2 separate regions of the Homo sapiens genome follow, and region 1 is linked to region 2. The links are chromatin loops, found by intact Hi-C in ENCODE. Cell type or tissue: heart left ventricle. All regions are shown on one strand. Links, peaks and the distances in the headings refer to the core of each region. The heading gives the core; the rest is flanking DNA. Region 1 holds the start of LOC107984792 (a long non-coding RNA gene). Region 2 overlaps SLC12A1 (solute carrier family 12 member 1).

The links. A loop is a pair of places that touch in the nucleus more often than their neighbours do. Peaks named below come from ENCODE experiments on the same cell type or tissue, not always from the same donor. Only the 100,000 strongest peaks of a DNase experiment are listed, where the experiment ranks them.
Region 1: it touches region 2 in a loop (2.4-fold over the local background); 6 of 110 quality-filtered maps call a loop at or near these places.

The regions. Positions count from the first base shown.
Region 1 is chr15:48,000,594-48,008,745 of GRCh38, reverse strand. The region is part of intron 2 of LOC124900354 (a long non-coding RNA gene); the gene reads right to left. LOC107984792 (a long non-coding RNA gene) reads left to right here and starts at 2,506. Exons shown (of 2, transcript XR_001751522.2): 1 at 2,506-2,914; 2 at 4,661-5,288. It overlaps LOC105370805 (a long non-coding RNA gene), which reads right to left and starts at 4,175. Exons shown (of 3, transcript XR_001751519.2): 1 at 3,856-4,175; 2 at 3,425-3,687; 3 at 2,695-3,294. LOC102724553 (a long non-coding RNA gene) reads left to right here and starts at 5,777. Exons shown (of 3, transcript XR_001751520.2): 1 at 5,777-6,038. RefSeq lists an enhancer at 6,867-7,016. In heart left ventricle, for the core only: no CTCF peak of the experiment used is centred there; no DNase peak of the experiment used is centred there.
Region 2 is chr15:48,279,735-48,287,886 of GRCh38, reverse strand. It overlaps SLC12A1 (solute carrier family 12 member 1), which reads right to left. Exons shown (of 27, transcript NM_000338.3): 21 at 2,638-2,781. Among named protein-coding and RNA genes, the nearest start is that of DUT, 48 kb to the left of the region's middle. In heart left ventricle, for the core only: CTCF peaks have their summits at 1,748 and 1,949 (motif pointing right); no DNase peak of the experiment used is centred there; H3K4me3 peaks cover 289 bases.

The DNA.
Region 1 (8,152 bases), core at 1,619-5,618, 280 kb after region 2:
ACTGGATCTTTCTCTTCTACTTTCCTTCCTTTCCTTGCTTCCTCCCTTCCTCATACATGCTTAAAATTCCCTTCCTCCATCAAAATCCGTACTCATCCTCCAAGGCCCAGCTCACACGCTACCTTTTTCATGGCATCTTTCTTGATTTTCTTTCTCAGAATTCCTCTCCTTCCTCTGCGTTCTCAGGCACTTCGTACCTCTATGTATTTTTACTTAACCATCATACATGAGAATAGATGTCAGCTTTTGGGATTAATTTCTTTTTCATCTTTTTGTCCCTCCCAGTAGCTAATACAGAGTCTTATGCAGGGGAAGTGACTGGTACTTGTGGGTTGAGTTAAATTTATATTGACTTACTGAACTATTTCTGAGTGACCTCCTCAAAAGACTCTCTTCTGATTAAAAACAGTAATTATTGAATGTATCAGTTCAAACTACAATACATATCTCCACCAATACATTCTATCCTTTGACACTTAAAAATAAACACATTTAACTCATAATAGAAGAGGGAATAATGGCTTGTCTCGAGGCTAAGTCCACATTGGCCGTTGGTAAATTGGCTGTTTGTAGTAGATCAGAGATGTAATTAAATGTTAGACCTATCTGCATGAACAAAGATTGTCTCACCCAGCCATCCTATGACTGCTAGGTCCTGAGAACCTTTCCCAGCCATCGCTACATATTACTCTCCCTGTACCCTGGGGTTGATGCTGGCCCAGCCTTCCCCACATAAGGAGAAGAAACTCATTCCTGATCCATCTACTCCTCTACTTTGCTCCCTTTCCCTCTCTGCAGCCCAACCTGACTGCTGTGTTCTGCCCTGAGTCTGCAGAGGCTGACCCTGGCCAGGAAAGTGGTTGGAAAAGCATTTTTGCAGAGAGGCAGCCTGAAGGTGGTGGCTCTATGTAAGTGTGCACCCTTGGTTGGAAAGGCTGAAGGTCAGGAATGGTATTAGGAGAAAGTTCCCCCTTTCTCCTTTGTCCCTCCTTCCTGCCCCTGGACACAGGCTTGAGGATCTGCATCTGGCTGGCTCACCCTTCCTGCACAACTTTTCTATTCAAGTTTTTCAGGGCAGGGCTTTAAGAAACACTTCAGGTTAATTATAGCCAGGGGTCATTTTCTATACAAGCGGGACAAACTTGATGTGACTACAGGGCTGTCTCCAGGGCTGATTCATTCGACCTAGAAAACTGCCCCTAGGGAAACAGCCTCAGAATCTTGCCTGCAGCTCTGGAAGTGGTAATGGGCCCACCTGTCTCCCTGCCCATCATCTCACATCTGGGGGAATGTCTTGGCTAGCAGCATGGCCCTGAGTGAGGGGTTTAGGTAAACAAGGTGTGACTGGGATTGGAAGAGTCACAAACCTGTTTGTTAGAGCAATGCTGAAGAGTTTCAGGAAAAGAATTTCATCAAGGCTGGCACATCTGTCCTCAGACACTTGAAGGATTCCCTGGAGGAAGGAGGACTGAACTTGCCCTACAAGATCCTGGTTGGTAGAACTGGGCCAAATCATACATCCAATTCCAAAATTGCCTTTCTTCTTTGGAGGCCTGCTGAATGGCCTCCGGTTCTAGATGCATGTAGTTCCCTTTGCTAAGACTCTTTTTCCTTCCCTTCCTGCTACCTGGATAATCTTGACTCATCCTTTGGGCAACAGTTGAAACTTCAGGCCGTCCTTGAAACTTGTAAACTAGGGTTTTTCTACAGTGGTACTACTGACCTTTGGGGCCAGATAATTCTTTCTGGTAGAGGGGGCTGTCCTGTGTATTGTAGGATGTTTAGCAGCATCTCTGTCCTTTACCCACTAGATGCCACGAGCATCTCTTCAGTTGTGACAATAAAAAATGTCTCCAGATACTGCTAAGTGCCCTTTGGTGGCTAAATTTGTCTCCCTCCTCACCCCCTTTCCCACCAGTTGAGAACCATTACTTTAGACTAATGTTCCCCTAACACTCTGCATTTTCCTTTCTGTAACACTATCATATTCTTCATACTTCTAGACTTCTTAATGTGTTTAATGTCCATTTCCTTCCCTTACTGTCAGGTCCCTGATGGCTGAGATGGATTCTAATATTCTTTGCTGCTCCTAACTTTTCATTTAAAAGTCAGTGAAAGAATGAACTGATTTAAATAAGAACTTTGTGGCTTTTAGAGCTGTCCACAGACAGCATAGACTTTTCCAAAATTTCTTCTCACCGGGGGGCTCAAATAAGGCAAAAAGCTACTTGTTGAGAATGTTGTAGAGGAGAGTTAAGCACTGAATGGGTGATCTTGAATGTTCCTTCCAGTTATGAGATTGTGTGGAATTTGGGCTCTCAGCCAACCACCCCATGGGGAACTAATTAAATCAGAAAGAAGAGGCCAGCCGCTCCCTCTATAGTCAGGTGCTAAGTGTTCCCAAGAAGCGGCTGATGTAACTCAGGGAGTGACCTTTAAGTAGGTCAAGAGTCACATGAATATGGAATGCCTTTCCCTTCCCTTTCTCCCGTCCCAAGAGGTCATTTGACCCATATCCTAAGGGGTAGGATCATGCTTGAAAGCTTAGAAAACATCGTTTCTCAGTTCCCACCCTTCACTCTCGCACAGCCTTCTGTGGGCAATGGGGTTGAACAGGGAGGTCTAGCACACTTTCCCGGGTGGTGCGGGAGTTGCCTGGGGCAGCATTCTTCAGACTCTGAAGGTTACAGCCTATGTGATTTATTGTTTTATTTTTCTTTCTTTCTAACTCCTTTTCCAGCGGGGCAAAGAACTGTAAGCAGAGACAAAATGAAAGCCCTCTAGGCCCACAATTGATTCTAACGGCTGTGAGGGAATGAGCTTCAACTACTGTTGATGGGAGGGACTGTGTGCCAGGCACTGTGCTAGGGACTCTCATGCATGATCTCATTCATCTTCTGCATAACCCAATGAGGTAGGTGCAATTACATCTATTTTCCAAAGACACAACTGGAGAGGCCAGCAACTTGCCCATCATCACACAGCCAGGAAGGAGCCTGGGCCTGGGGAACAATGCATCCATAGCCTCTGTGCCCCTTTCATGCCCTGCCACAAGCAGAATGGGAAATGCTTCCAACCAAACTTCTGTTTCAAAGAGTCCCTGTGAACGGGCATAGTCATGATGAAAACTGCCATTCGCACTCAAATTACTGCTGCTTTTGTGACTGCTTCTTATGACCTTGCCATGACTTGACTTGATTATGCTTTTGCAAATCTCTCTTTACATATCTGCAGCTGAGCCTTCTTAAATCATTATACTTCTGAATTAAGATGGTGAATTGAAGTCCATGTTCTCTAGAAACAAAATAAAGCAGAAGAGTAGAGAATTATAAATCTACAAGGACAAAAAAAAGAGGAGTGAGGATCTCAACTAAAATATGGATGATGGAAACTGGATGGACCATGAGTAAATGAGCAGGCATACCAGAGAAACATGAAGCCCAGTGTCTGGGGGTGGGGAGGTGTGGGTGTAGATGGTGGTGAAGCAATGGCAGTGGGAGGTCAACAAAATACAGGACAGTTTTCATTGCAAAACCTCAGAAAGAAGAATGGCTTCGGCCTTTTCCATTTTCCAGTTCAGCTACAGGACCCCTTTGAGGACCTCAGCAGGCCACCTGAGTTAAGTGTACTGTGCAGAATGTGGACCAGAAAGTTTCTGGATTGAGATATGCTAGATACAGCCAAAGCCTGGGGAGACACAATGATAGAAATAAGGGCTTGAATTAAAGTTTGCACGCTGAACAGTAGGATTCCATCATTTTTTTTTTTCTAATTGGTTCCTAGATTTCTGGAACCCAGGTTTCTACCCAGTACCCCAGGTAGGAGATTGGAAGATTCCTCTCAAGGGAAACTTACCTAAAAGAAAAGACCTAAAGATCTGGACATCTGAGGTATCCTCCAACGGAAGATGAAATCTTCATTATCCTATAGCATCACCCAAGTGTCTTCCAATGAAAGATTAGATCTTCATCATCTTAGGCCCTGCTTATCTTCATAGGCCCTGCTCATGCACACAGGACATTCATTCTGTGGTTAAGTGCTTCACTCTAGAAAGCCTTAAACTATACTACTGCTGAAACTGGATCTTTCTTTGTCACCAAACAAGCAACTTGATTGCTATTGGGACATCTTTGCAAGCTTAACATTTGAATTTGATGACATTCTAATTGCAAAAGCCTTAGTCCTTATTCCTTTAGGCCAAAACTTGGCCTCCTCCCTTATAAAGCTGGCCCTCTTCTGCATTTATTCTCCAGCACATCCAGCACCTAGTCTCCCAACCAGGTTTATGTGTTTCTTTTTATTCTGACATAAATGAAAACTTGGATTCACTTTATTGTGGCTGACAGACCTAATTCTCACTGTATGTTGCTTGATTCTAGCTATTTCAGTAGTATTTTTATTGTGTTGGTGTTTTTTATGTTTGGGTTTTATGCCATTTTCCCCCACCTTACTCTTTGAATGCTCTGAGCATGATCCTGGTTTCCTAGGAATACATAACAAGTGTTTTAAAGCTTTTTGTACTCTCGCCAGATACCATTATCTAGAAATATGTTGGCATTTTATATAAACATATGTTTAGATTTCTATAACTAAATGCATCTTTATGTATGACTTATTATTACAACTGAATACATCTATAAATATATAACTTTATTTACAGGTATGATCTACTATCAAGTGTCTACATTTGTATTGGATTGGTATGTGTGCCCAACAAAGAAAGTGTCATTTTTCCTTGGGAATGAAATCACATCATTTGTGAAGACTTAGTAGAGGCTAAATGAGTACAAGCAGCATTTACCTTATTAAACAGATATTTTCAACATTTAAAACAGTCTGACCATCAATGATGATGTTCAAAAACATCTCAAGATGTTTTAGAGCTAAAGCAAATGAGAAAATATAGTAAAGGGCTGATTCCTGTGGATATTCTGCAAAGGAAAGTAACATGGTGGAGTGGAAGTGGGATAAGGTTTGAAGCCAAAAGACCTGGTGGGCTTAAGGTCTCCATTTATTGGTTGTGTGACCTTGGATAAGCCACTTCACCTCCTGGTGAGACTTGGGCAAAATGGAGATCATATTAATCACCTCACAGTTTGTTACGCATTGAGTAAATGCACATGTAAGCATTATTGACTGTAAATGATTATGCATATTTTAATTATGGTATATCCAAGCCTGATTTTTCATCCAGTGCTTACAGTGCCCTGGGCATAATACTCATTCAATAAACATTTGTTTGATGATAGAGTAATAAATGAATATGTGATGCAGAAGTTTTAAAAATATTTTTGCTGCTGTCTGACTCATTTATAGACATTTATAAAATTGAGGATTTGTAAGTTGTCCCTGGACAATCAGATCTCTTGATTCAAAGGTGAAAGATAATCATTCAGGTTTTCAAGTTTTTCCTGATATGAGACATTAACTGGCAGGGCTGATTATGAGAAATTGTCATTATCCTGCTCAAATATAAGATCATAGATTTGGGAAACCTTAGAAATAATTACCTTCTTTTCAAATATGAGGAAACTGAAGCCCAGAGGCTCTAAGAAATCAGGGACTTTATATAATTTTTTCATTTCTCTAGCTCTAGGGTAATTGTAGATAGATATACAACAAGTATGTTTTTAAAAGTATATTTTTCAAGAATTATGCTAAGCACTGGGGAAATAAACATTAACAAGACAAAACCCTCCCCTTTGAGGAACTGATAATCTAGACAGACATGAAAACCAGGAAGTGTGCTATCAGTTATATTAATGTTGTACAGAGTTCTAGTGGCAAGAGGGAACTGCCAAGGGAAATCTGAGAGGAGGTGTTTACCCTGCGTAAACACCTTGCTGTTTAGCTTGGCATCCCTAGAAGCAGACCCTGAGGACAGTGGGAAAATGGATTATTAAGGAAGTGCTCCTGAGAGAAACCAGAAAGGGGGTGTAGGGAGCAAGGGAGGATAAGGAGAAGACTCCAGTAAGGATGAGATTACTCAAGTCCCATGGAAGACAGGTTAGCCTGATCCTGCAGGGGAGCCCTGGAGGGTAAGTTATACCTCACAGTCTGCCCCTGGCTTCCAAGCAAAGCAACTGGCTTCTTATTGTCTTACACTCATCGGCCTTTGACTGAGGGTCTTAGTGGGCAGGGTTGGGAAGCTATGTTGACCCAGACACTTCTGATCTTTGAAATGATATACAAACTGGTTCCGGTTGCCAGAAGGTGGGCTTCTGAAGAGAGTTGCCATGTGGTCCATTGGAAGCAAAAGCACCCAGAAGCCAGACACCAGGTGTACAGAAATAATTATAGAGCTCTGAGAGAATCTGGAAGAAGCACCAGCAGTGCCCACTCCATCTGCGATCTGTAAGGGGAATTTGAGATGGGTGGGAAGGGAATTGCAGGCATCAGTTATATAATAGCGTGAGAACACATCCTGAAGCATGACTACTGAAGGTATGTTTAGGGATGGGAGACTGGTTGGTGTGGCTACACTGCCTTATGTCTGGTAGGAAGTACAAACCTGAGAGAGGAGCTTGCAAAGGCAGGCTGAAGCATCAGATTGTGTGCTTTTATTTTGTTGTTTGTTTGTTTTGTAATTTGGTTCTTTTGATTGCAAGGAAACGAGATCCACTAGAAGGATCTCAAATAACAGATGGCTTATTTTAAAAATATATGTGCTTGGGAACCTAAGAAAGGCCTGGTCCCAGGAAGAGCAGGAAAAATAAGAAATAACAGATCTTGAGGAACTGAAACTTCAGAACAAGCAGGACTCATAGATCTTCACCCTAGTGAAGCCACTGCTATGGCTTCCTGTGTCTGCTCTAATCTGCTCTAACTCCACCTGGAGGGGTTTACTCTTTCCCCTTCTCCTCTGTGTGCTTTTGTCTATCTTGCTTTCTGCTGACTCATGCTTCTGCCTCCTTGTAACTCTTATTGCTGAAGCCCTCTTGGCCTCTTCTATAACCCAAGCCTTTTACTATCTTTAGTTTCACCTTCAGTTCCCCTTTCTACCCACCTCCTTCTTTCTGCATGTCTGACTTCAGATTTCCAGGATGAGGTGATTGGACCAGAAAGCGTTTTCTGATGGGCCACACACTCTGAGGTATAACTTACCCTCCAGGGTTACCCTGCAGGATGAGGCTAATCTGTACCCCATGGAACTTAAGTAGCGTAAGTTGCTGTCCAATGTATGAATGAAATTGTGTTCAGATACACAATGGTGGCCCAATTGGCTGTGCCTGGCAGAAGAAGCAGAGTCCTATAATATAACAGTCAACAGTCGCTAAGATTTGTTTAGCATTGTTCTAGGCATTTCACATATATTATTTCATTTAATCATCATCTCCATTTAGTCAACATTCATTTCTTCACCTCCATATTTATTTAATCATCCCATAAGTTTGTTCTATGATTACCTTCACTTAACAGATGAGGAAACTAAGTCTTAGCGGTTCACAAAACTAGTATGTGGTGAATTTCCTTCTACCAAGGGGTGTGAGTTGGTCAGCTTGGAAGGAGCTGTGGATGTGGCTGTACCCAGTATTGGCATGTCCAGTCAACAGCCTTGCTTCCACATGAAGAAGTTTGGAATATATCATCATTAAGCCATATGGTGGAATGAAATTTAAGGTTTGATCTGGTATCAGGCTTTGGGTAAAGAGTTGATTAAAAACTGTAGTGCTAAAAAAATACCCAACAATATATTTCTCCCCTTTCCTGCATAGTTTCTTCTACCAGCATCAGTTTTGACGTGTTTTGGGTGAGAATCAAGGGTCTTCAACAGCTGATGAAAAAAATCAGGAAGTCCACAAGCAGTGGCAATGGTCTTCATGAACAAAGGCTCTGTTTTTAGAGAAGTCTCTCTGTGTCTCCAGGCTGATGTGCAGGTCTGCCCTGGCCATGAGGGGCAGGTCAGGCTGGATGGATGAAGCTGAAGGAACTGTCGGCTACTCTTTAGGTGAAACAAAAGGTTTAAGGGACTCTGCAGGAACAGTGAGCCTGATTTATCTTGACAAACTGGAAACAAGGAACTGGATGGTTATATTTATTTAGGCTTTTTTTTTTTGGAATAAGATTCAGTACTATTACTTCTTGCTAAGAGGAAGAACCACAGGGAGAGGAGACTATTTTGGCTTAATCTTCCTCATATACAAAGGCTTAA
Region 2 (8,152 bases), core at 363-4,362:
AAGTCCAATCCCAGAATAATTGAGAACACCTTCAATAGTTAAATAAAATATTGACAGTCAATAAGTAAAACAGCTTTATAATAATAGTTTTTATTAAAAGACAATGGATTTTTTCAGACCTTTAGTAATCTGTCTCAGAGTGGAGTTATTATTTAGGCATGCAACAATGCTACTAGCCAGAATATCCACATTTCCCAAAATCTCAGATATAAATCACCTTAATGATATTAATATTTTTGTATTTACTTAACATGTGGTAAGTGGTTTTCTAGAAATAAGCTATAGAATCAGAAATATCCGTTCATTAGGGAATTGATTCATGAAGCACTATTTTGGTTTAAGTTCCATTCAGGTCTGGTTTATAAAATTTGCCAGGGACTGTGTGCATCTTGAACTCTATGACTATTTAGTCTCTTAGTTGGCCTGGCTTACTCTTCTGCTTTCTTTTCAAGGAATCTTGCGAAGCTAAAGTAAAGCCATTTGAGCTATTTGAATCTTTGTGAATTAGATGAAAAAAAAAAAACCTTAGAAAATATGGAAATACAAAACATCTTTACTTGAGTTATAATTAAGGGTGTATATAAAATAGTTACAATTTTTTTAAATGTGATTTCTACCCTAACATGGATACAGTGAAAGTGTACCAGGGAACTCGGCCAGTGTTGGAACTGGACCTGTTCCTGTTTGCCAAGAGGGGTTTATTTGCCACAGCGTACGTAGCATTTCTCATATCTGTGTCTTTGAAAGTCATGACTTTATTGCTGTGTTTCAAAGTGGTGGTGTCAGCCTGGTGCTTAGAGGAGGGCTGACAGCCTCTTCAGAGCTTCCTCTCTGATCTAAGAGGTTCTGAAGATGCTTTGTTTTATCTTTTGTTGTTTCCATGTTTAGAGTCTGTCAGTTCTGAAGCAATGATCTGATATTGTTTTTACATCCCTGGGACCGCTGAGGGAGAAAAATTTATTTACAAAATGGACCAAGCTCTGCCCTCACTTACAGACAAGTCAAAGCAGCCAGAGGCCTCCTGTTCACACTCAGGTACCTGGAGGCAGGATTGGTTCTCGTCTAGAACTCAAAAGAGTTGACAAGCAATGGAAGCCCAGAGTAGTGAATGGGCCCACTTTAGAGCTGTGTTTAAACTTCTAGGTATTAAAACAGTATATAACATTATTACTTTTCTTTTCTGAACAATTTGACATGTTGACTTTTGGAAGAGTATATTTTTGCCAAAACAAGTATTGTGACGCAGAAATAAGCTTCCAGAATAAATAACAAGTCCCGCTGTCATAATAAGGACATTAATGCTTCCCTCTCTCTAGTTGGAGCACATTATTGGGCTATGACTTTGGAATTTCCCATTATTTTCCAGACTGTACCACTTAATAGAGCAGATTTAATGGATTGTTAACTTTTTTCACAGTTAAACCAAATAATTAGAAAGAAAAGAAGATAATAGTTAGCATCCAGAACAGTCTTATTTAAATATTTTCACCCTAAAAGTCCTGATGTAGCTTCAAGTTGAATTCAAACACATCATTTATGTCATTTTAAGGTGGACTGTAAGGAGTAGGCCACGGCCCATGGGGTATCCCAGGAGCTCGACAGTAGCCAGAGTATTTGAAGTGGGGCAATATCTGGATTTCCCATCATTCTCTGTGGATATATAAAACTATTATATTACAGGTGAAATTTCGTCCTTGGGCTATAGTAGGAAAGCAAACAGACAAACGATTTACAGGGTAGGAGATGGCCTTGTCGAAGGGCCTCTTTAAAGGGTTGGCGCCGGTCAACCTAGACCAGAAGCTTGCTAAGTCTCCACTTGGATCCTGCTGTTTGACTTGGAGACCCTCCCAGAGAAACCATCTTTTCCTGGCCTCACACCAGTGTATGACTTCAGTAACTACAGGACATTCGTGCATAAACAAATGCCTGGTAACATTCTGATTTTTGACCAGCAGAGGTCACTGTGGACCTCATTAAACTCAAACCCATAGCGTTTCGGGAAGTAATTTTCAAAAAACCAAACGTTTGAATCATCTGTTTATAAAATGTGTAACAAGCTCTCCCAACCTCTGATCCTTTGTCCCAGGACTGCATACCATAAGTCCACATATAAGTGTAGCATTTAGATGAAATCTACAGGTAGTGAGTACCAATAAAGTTCTAAGTCGTGCATTCTGGTTTGTGATAAAGATGCTTTTGTTGAAATCAGCGTTCCAGCTGGATACCGTATTTGCATGTACTAGTCGTATTTCAGTTCCCTGAAATGTCTGAAAGGTAAGGGTGTCTGTGGATAAGACAGTTTGGGTATTGGCTCTTAAATTTCTATCCCCTTTCCATCTTAACTGAGAAACTTCTGTTTTATGGCATGCAATCTGCTTAAGCACTATTTGACTTCCAAACCAAATATTACATTTAAAAAATAATTTTTGACAGTAAGATGGTACAAAGTACTTAATGAGGTTGATAAATGACAATAGCTGCTACCGTTTATCCATACTACCTTCTGGAGAGAAACCTTTCAGTTCCTACCCACACTCAATGCTCCCAACATCTTAGATGCTGACTTCGGACTCTTCATAGATGCTCAAATAGTGACTCATCTTGTAAACTTTTTTGCAAATTTTAAAAAGTTCTTACCTTTTTTAGGCGTTGTCTTAGTAATGTTCAACTTGCCAGCTTTTTTAAACAAGCCTCGGATGCCTCCACTTTCCTCTTCACACTCATTATCTTTGATAGTCGCTTCCAATGCTAGTCTCTCCTGTTCTAATCTCTCTAATTCCTCTGATGAAAGAAGACAAAATCACCTACTTAACTCAGAACTACAAAGTTTCTAGAAACAATCTTATAAACTTTTAATATTTAAAATGGTATGTATGTGATAAAATAATTGTTTATACATAGTAATTTTTTCTAAATGATTTTTATATATTATCTTCTAATACAAGTAATATATTTTGGTTGGGTGAGGTAGCTCATGCCTGTAATCTCAGCACTTTGGGAAGCCAAGATGGGTGTATCGTTTGAGCCCAGGAGTTTGAAACCAGACTTGGCAACATGGTGAAACTCCATCTCTATGAACGATACAAAAATCAGCTGGGTGTGGTGTGTAGTGCCAGCTACTTGGGAGGCCGAGGTGAGAGGATCACCTGAGCCTGGGAGGTAGAGGCTGCAGTGAGCCATGATCATGCCACTGCACTGCAGCCTGGGCAATAGAGTGAGATCGTGTCTCCAAAAGAAAAGAGAAAAAGTAATGTATCTTAGTAAATTGTATTCAGAAAGTTGTCACAACTAGCTTAGAAAAACAGCTCTATGTGTTAAGTTATGATACATGAAGTTACAGCATTTTTATTTGTGAGGGCAAGAGAGGCTATTTAATGCCACCCTTATTCACTACCATGCAAAAACAAACAAACAGAAAATCTTTCACACTGTAAGCCACTGATTTACTGACCTAAGCTAGTGGGTCAGATGTTTTACAACTGGAAGTGACAAAATTACAGAAGTACACTGAGTATATATCAGCCACACAACAATGCTTCATGAATTGAAACATAAAACTAGACAGCAAGAATTAAGAAAAGATAACAAAATCTTACAATAAACTCTATAGGCTCTGGATACAAATTACAATGGAAAATATCCACCACCAATTCCTTTCAATAAGCAAAATAACTTTGTGGAGTGGGTGACCAAAGTCAAAGAAATAAAAGCTGAGGTTTCTGGGTGCCTGTCAGAGTTCAAATTGCTAAAAGGGGTCTTGTGACATGTTTTAGTCTGGAACAGGAGTCAAGCAGTGCAAAATTTCCTGCCCAAGGTTGAGACACACTATCCAAGCTTTGATGTTGTATCTGGCTGCCTTTTATCTTTTTTGGATTCCGATTGTGACGAAAATTTCCTAGCTGCTATGTAATGTGCTGGATCTCTCTTTGACCTCACCCTGCACTGAATCAGGGTAAATAAGACTTTCAAAGCAGTCATATGACAGTGCTACACTTAGGAGGCTTCTTGCTTCTTGCTTATACTGGGTGAGGTGGCACTCTTGTCAGATGCCCTCATCTTATTGCCTGCTGAGAACAGAGCCTTAGAAAATGAGCAATGCTCAGAGGAAGAGGATAGAAAACCTAGATTCAGTGTTACAAAACACTGGGAGAGCTTCTGTAAATGTCAACCCTTGGAGCCCATTGCGTTATCTATCTGTGAAGCGAAGCTATACAAACTCTAGATTTATCAATTATGTACTAACTAAATCTGTCAGGACAGTCACATCCCTAGACGATGCTGCTATTCAGCTACACAGAATTGTCTGGCCCCTTTCCAGGTCTTAGCAATTAATCTTTTGCGAGTGGCATGAGATTTAAGGTCAAATCACCCATGTGATTTCCCCAAAGCTTCAAAGGTTCTCAAGATCAGCAGCTATAGAAAATCTGAGAAATTAGACTGATGGTATTAAAGCTGAGACAGAAGTTGCTTACCCCTGACTTTTGAAAGGAGAAGACAAGCTGCATTGCACTGGGGGGTCACAACCAATTACAGCTCTGCTGCTGGCTTTATGTGACATTAGGCAAGTAATTTACTTTTTCTATGCCTCGGATTTCCCGTCTGTGAAATGGAAAACTGTAACCCTTTCCTTTTCCCACCCCCCAAGCTTTGCAAAAAGAATAAACAAAGTTTCTGCATAGTGTTTTGGAGGTCCTTAAAAAACAGAGCAAGAATGGCATTCTATAGGCAGTATATTTATGCAACTTTTGGAAATGGGCCTAGTCATGCAAAACAAATTGAGTATTTTGAGATGCCTGGGAGTTATTTTAGCAATTGCTATTTATTGCACACTCTTTGGGTGCCAGGGACTGTGTTGCATTTTATTCCTTTCTAAACAACTCTGAGATAGTTACTACTATTATCATCTTCATTTTGTAGATGAAGAAACTAATAGGTTAAGTGAGTTGCCTGATATCACCCAGCAAGTTACAGGGTTCATATGCAAAGAGATCTGCATATGCTTCCCACCATGAAGACCTTCCTCCTGTGGCTTATTATTATTACTATTTCAGAGTTGTTTTATTACCTTCCTATGCTTTATCATCAGATAAACCTAAACACTCTCAGGCATATGGTGTAATGGGCTAAGTTAATCCCCCAAAATGATGGCCCATCCAACATGTCATTTTAAAAGGAGGACCCTAAAGATACGGTTCTATATGGAAGGCTGCACTAGAGCAGCAGCACTGGTACCCAGACTTTGTTGTCACTGTCCTGGATGACGGCATCCTAGCTGTTATTTTGTCTTCTGGGGTATTGCAGGGGCCACTTATGGGGTAACCTGCTCTTTGCAGTCCTCTGATGTGGCAACTGTAAGGGCTGCCCTGGGAGGGGATTCTTCTCTTTTCTTTTTTTTTGGGCAGGCTCCAGTGCGCCCTATGATTAGCCACTGGTTGCCATGCTCTTTGTCCTCTAGTTTGGACAAAGAGGGAAAGAAAGATAAATCCTCTTTTGTAATGGAGTCAGCGGGCTGAGTGAACTGGGAGCGATTCCAACAATTGCTTGAAGGTATGTGCACAGCCCATCCAGAACAGAGCAAGCTGCAAAATTGCAGGCCTGAGAGACAAAATCAAATTTTGCTCGAATGCTTTAGATGTAGCAGTTTCCTCAAAGATGATAGAGACAGAAGATTACAGAGAGTATTTATTCTAAAGGCTAAAATCAGCTTGCTTTGCCATCTTGGATTTTCAGATCCATACCATGGTGTGATTCCCATTTGCATAGTGATTTTCGCAAGTTCTTATTCAAGTTAATTCTTAATTATTCACTTGGTAGGTGATCTAAGGCCTCCTTCTGTGCACTCCTTCCTTTTCGCATTTCAACACTAAACAGAAGTGATGTTTTGATTATCTGTTCTTCTGAATGATCTATCTGGTGTACTGCTTGCCTCTGTTTGCATGCAGGGAAATTAAGAGTAGACTTTGTCTAAACATTTTTGTCAACAGAAATACTGGCCAGATGACTTGCAAAGGCATACCATTAGCCACAAGGGGAGCCAGCCAAGAGAGTATGAACGAATGGATATAAGTTGATTTCCACTAGCCTGACAATAAAAATTACTTTTTCTATCATCACCACCATCACGACTACATTTTTAATTTTCAGAAATTACAAAGCCCTTTCTACATAGTATCTCATTTGATACGAATACTGGGATGCATGCAGAGCTGGTATTATTCTCCCCATTTTACCAAAAAGGAAACTTGGGCTCAGAAAGTTCAAGTGATTTGTCCAAGGTAGCACAGCTAGTGACCCAAGTCTTCTGCTCCCAATTCTAGTGTTTATCCCTCTTCTCTCTTCTCCTTCAGTGATATGCCTTGATCGCAATAGCTGCCTGTTGAAGGAACACCCAGTCTGCATGTTTTCAAAAACCATCCCCAAATTTCTCAATCAGAATCAATCTCCTCTGTATTTCCGTAATACCTTGCTTAAACCTTTATTCCACTAACTACTATAACTGTGTGACTTGGATGTCTATCTTATTCACAATGGACTCCAGACTCCTGGAGGGCAGAACTTACGCCATTTTTCATCACCAACATTTATTGAGAGTTTACTGTATGCCAAGTACAATGCCAAACACTTTGCAGCCATCAAATTCTTTAATCCAAAACAACAAATCTGTGACGTAGGTACTATAATTATTCCCATTGGAAAATGCAAAAAGTGAAACACAGAGAGGATGGGTAACTTGACCAACATCACACAGACAAAAGATGTCAAATTTGGGATCCAAACCCAGGTCTGTCTATTCCAAACGCTATGCTTGGACCTCATGTTATCCCTCCCATGTTCTTCATGCTGCCACCCCTCCCGTTTATTACCTGGACCCATGTTTGCACCAACAGGCACTCAAGAATTGTATGTTGAAATAAATTAAAGAACAGATCAATGCTGTTCAATTCAGTTCAATAGTTTTGAAAGTACTGTCTTTATAAAAGAAGAAAAACAAGTGCAGAGTTGTGAAGAATGGGGGTGTGAGAAGTGTGTGTGTGTGTATGTGTGTGTGTGGTAAGTACAAAAGACAATGTTTGAAAGAAGTGCAGTTAATACCGTATACAAAGTTATATAAAAAAGGGGCAGATAGAGGACAGAAGGTGGGACCAGTGAGATAAGAGCCTGGGAAATGGAAGCATGAGAGGCAAGTGGGGAAGGAGAGGGGACTTTTCCCTGGAAAAGACCACCACCTGGAAATCCTTTAATGGTACCTACTGGGAACTTGAATACATTAGATAATTCTGTAGTATGTCATAGTTTATAAGGCCACATTGCTACTGAGAGATAGAGATAGAGATAGATAGATAGAGATCGAGATATGGAAATAGGGATATAGAGAGCATGCCTGCCCTTCTCTCTTTTCAAGATGTTTATAACCTCAACCTGAAGTTATGACGGTGGAAGAAAAAGCTTAGACCTGTAGGTTCTCTCAGTTGAGGGCAGGTTTCTAATCAATTTTGTCATCCACATCCCAAACAGTTTTCACAGTAATAACTAAGAGTGACTCTTGAGCCATACTGTCATGTAAATGCCAAAAGTACTTTGAATAGTAGTTACTGTATTTTCAAGTGCTTTATAAATCGATTATATGGTACCCAGTTGGAGTGATTATTTTTTGAAACTCAATTTACTTGTCAAGATTGCTTCAAATGTTATGTCCCCAGTCTTTTTTTTTTTTTTTTTAAGATATCTTTTAGAAATAGGCAGAGGCCCTACAAATTACAATCTGCTTTGAATCTTAAGGATAGAGAGTCGTTAATTATCTGACACCAGAAGGGAGAGCAGGGAAACCCACTGGGGAATGGAATCCCTTCCCATTTTACAGCATCCTTTTTCTTTATTAATTTTAAGTTGTAATTCTTTCCTTGGTCAATCAACTCAAAGCTGTAAATGCTCATATGAATCAATGTGCTGTACCCCAGGTGAAGTCTAGTTGAATTGAAGGCAGGAAGCAATCCTGCAGTGGTTGCCTTCTAATCAAGTAATTATTTACTACACTGCCATCTGTCTTTATTTTGCTAAGCCACTTGATCAGACACAGCAGTATCCCCGTGCTCTGAGATGTTCACAAATCATGCTGTACTTACATGGAATACTTGACCACAATATATGGCAA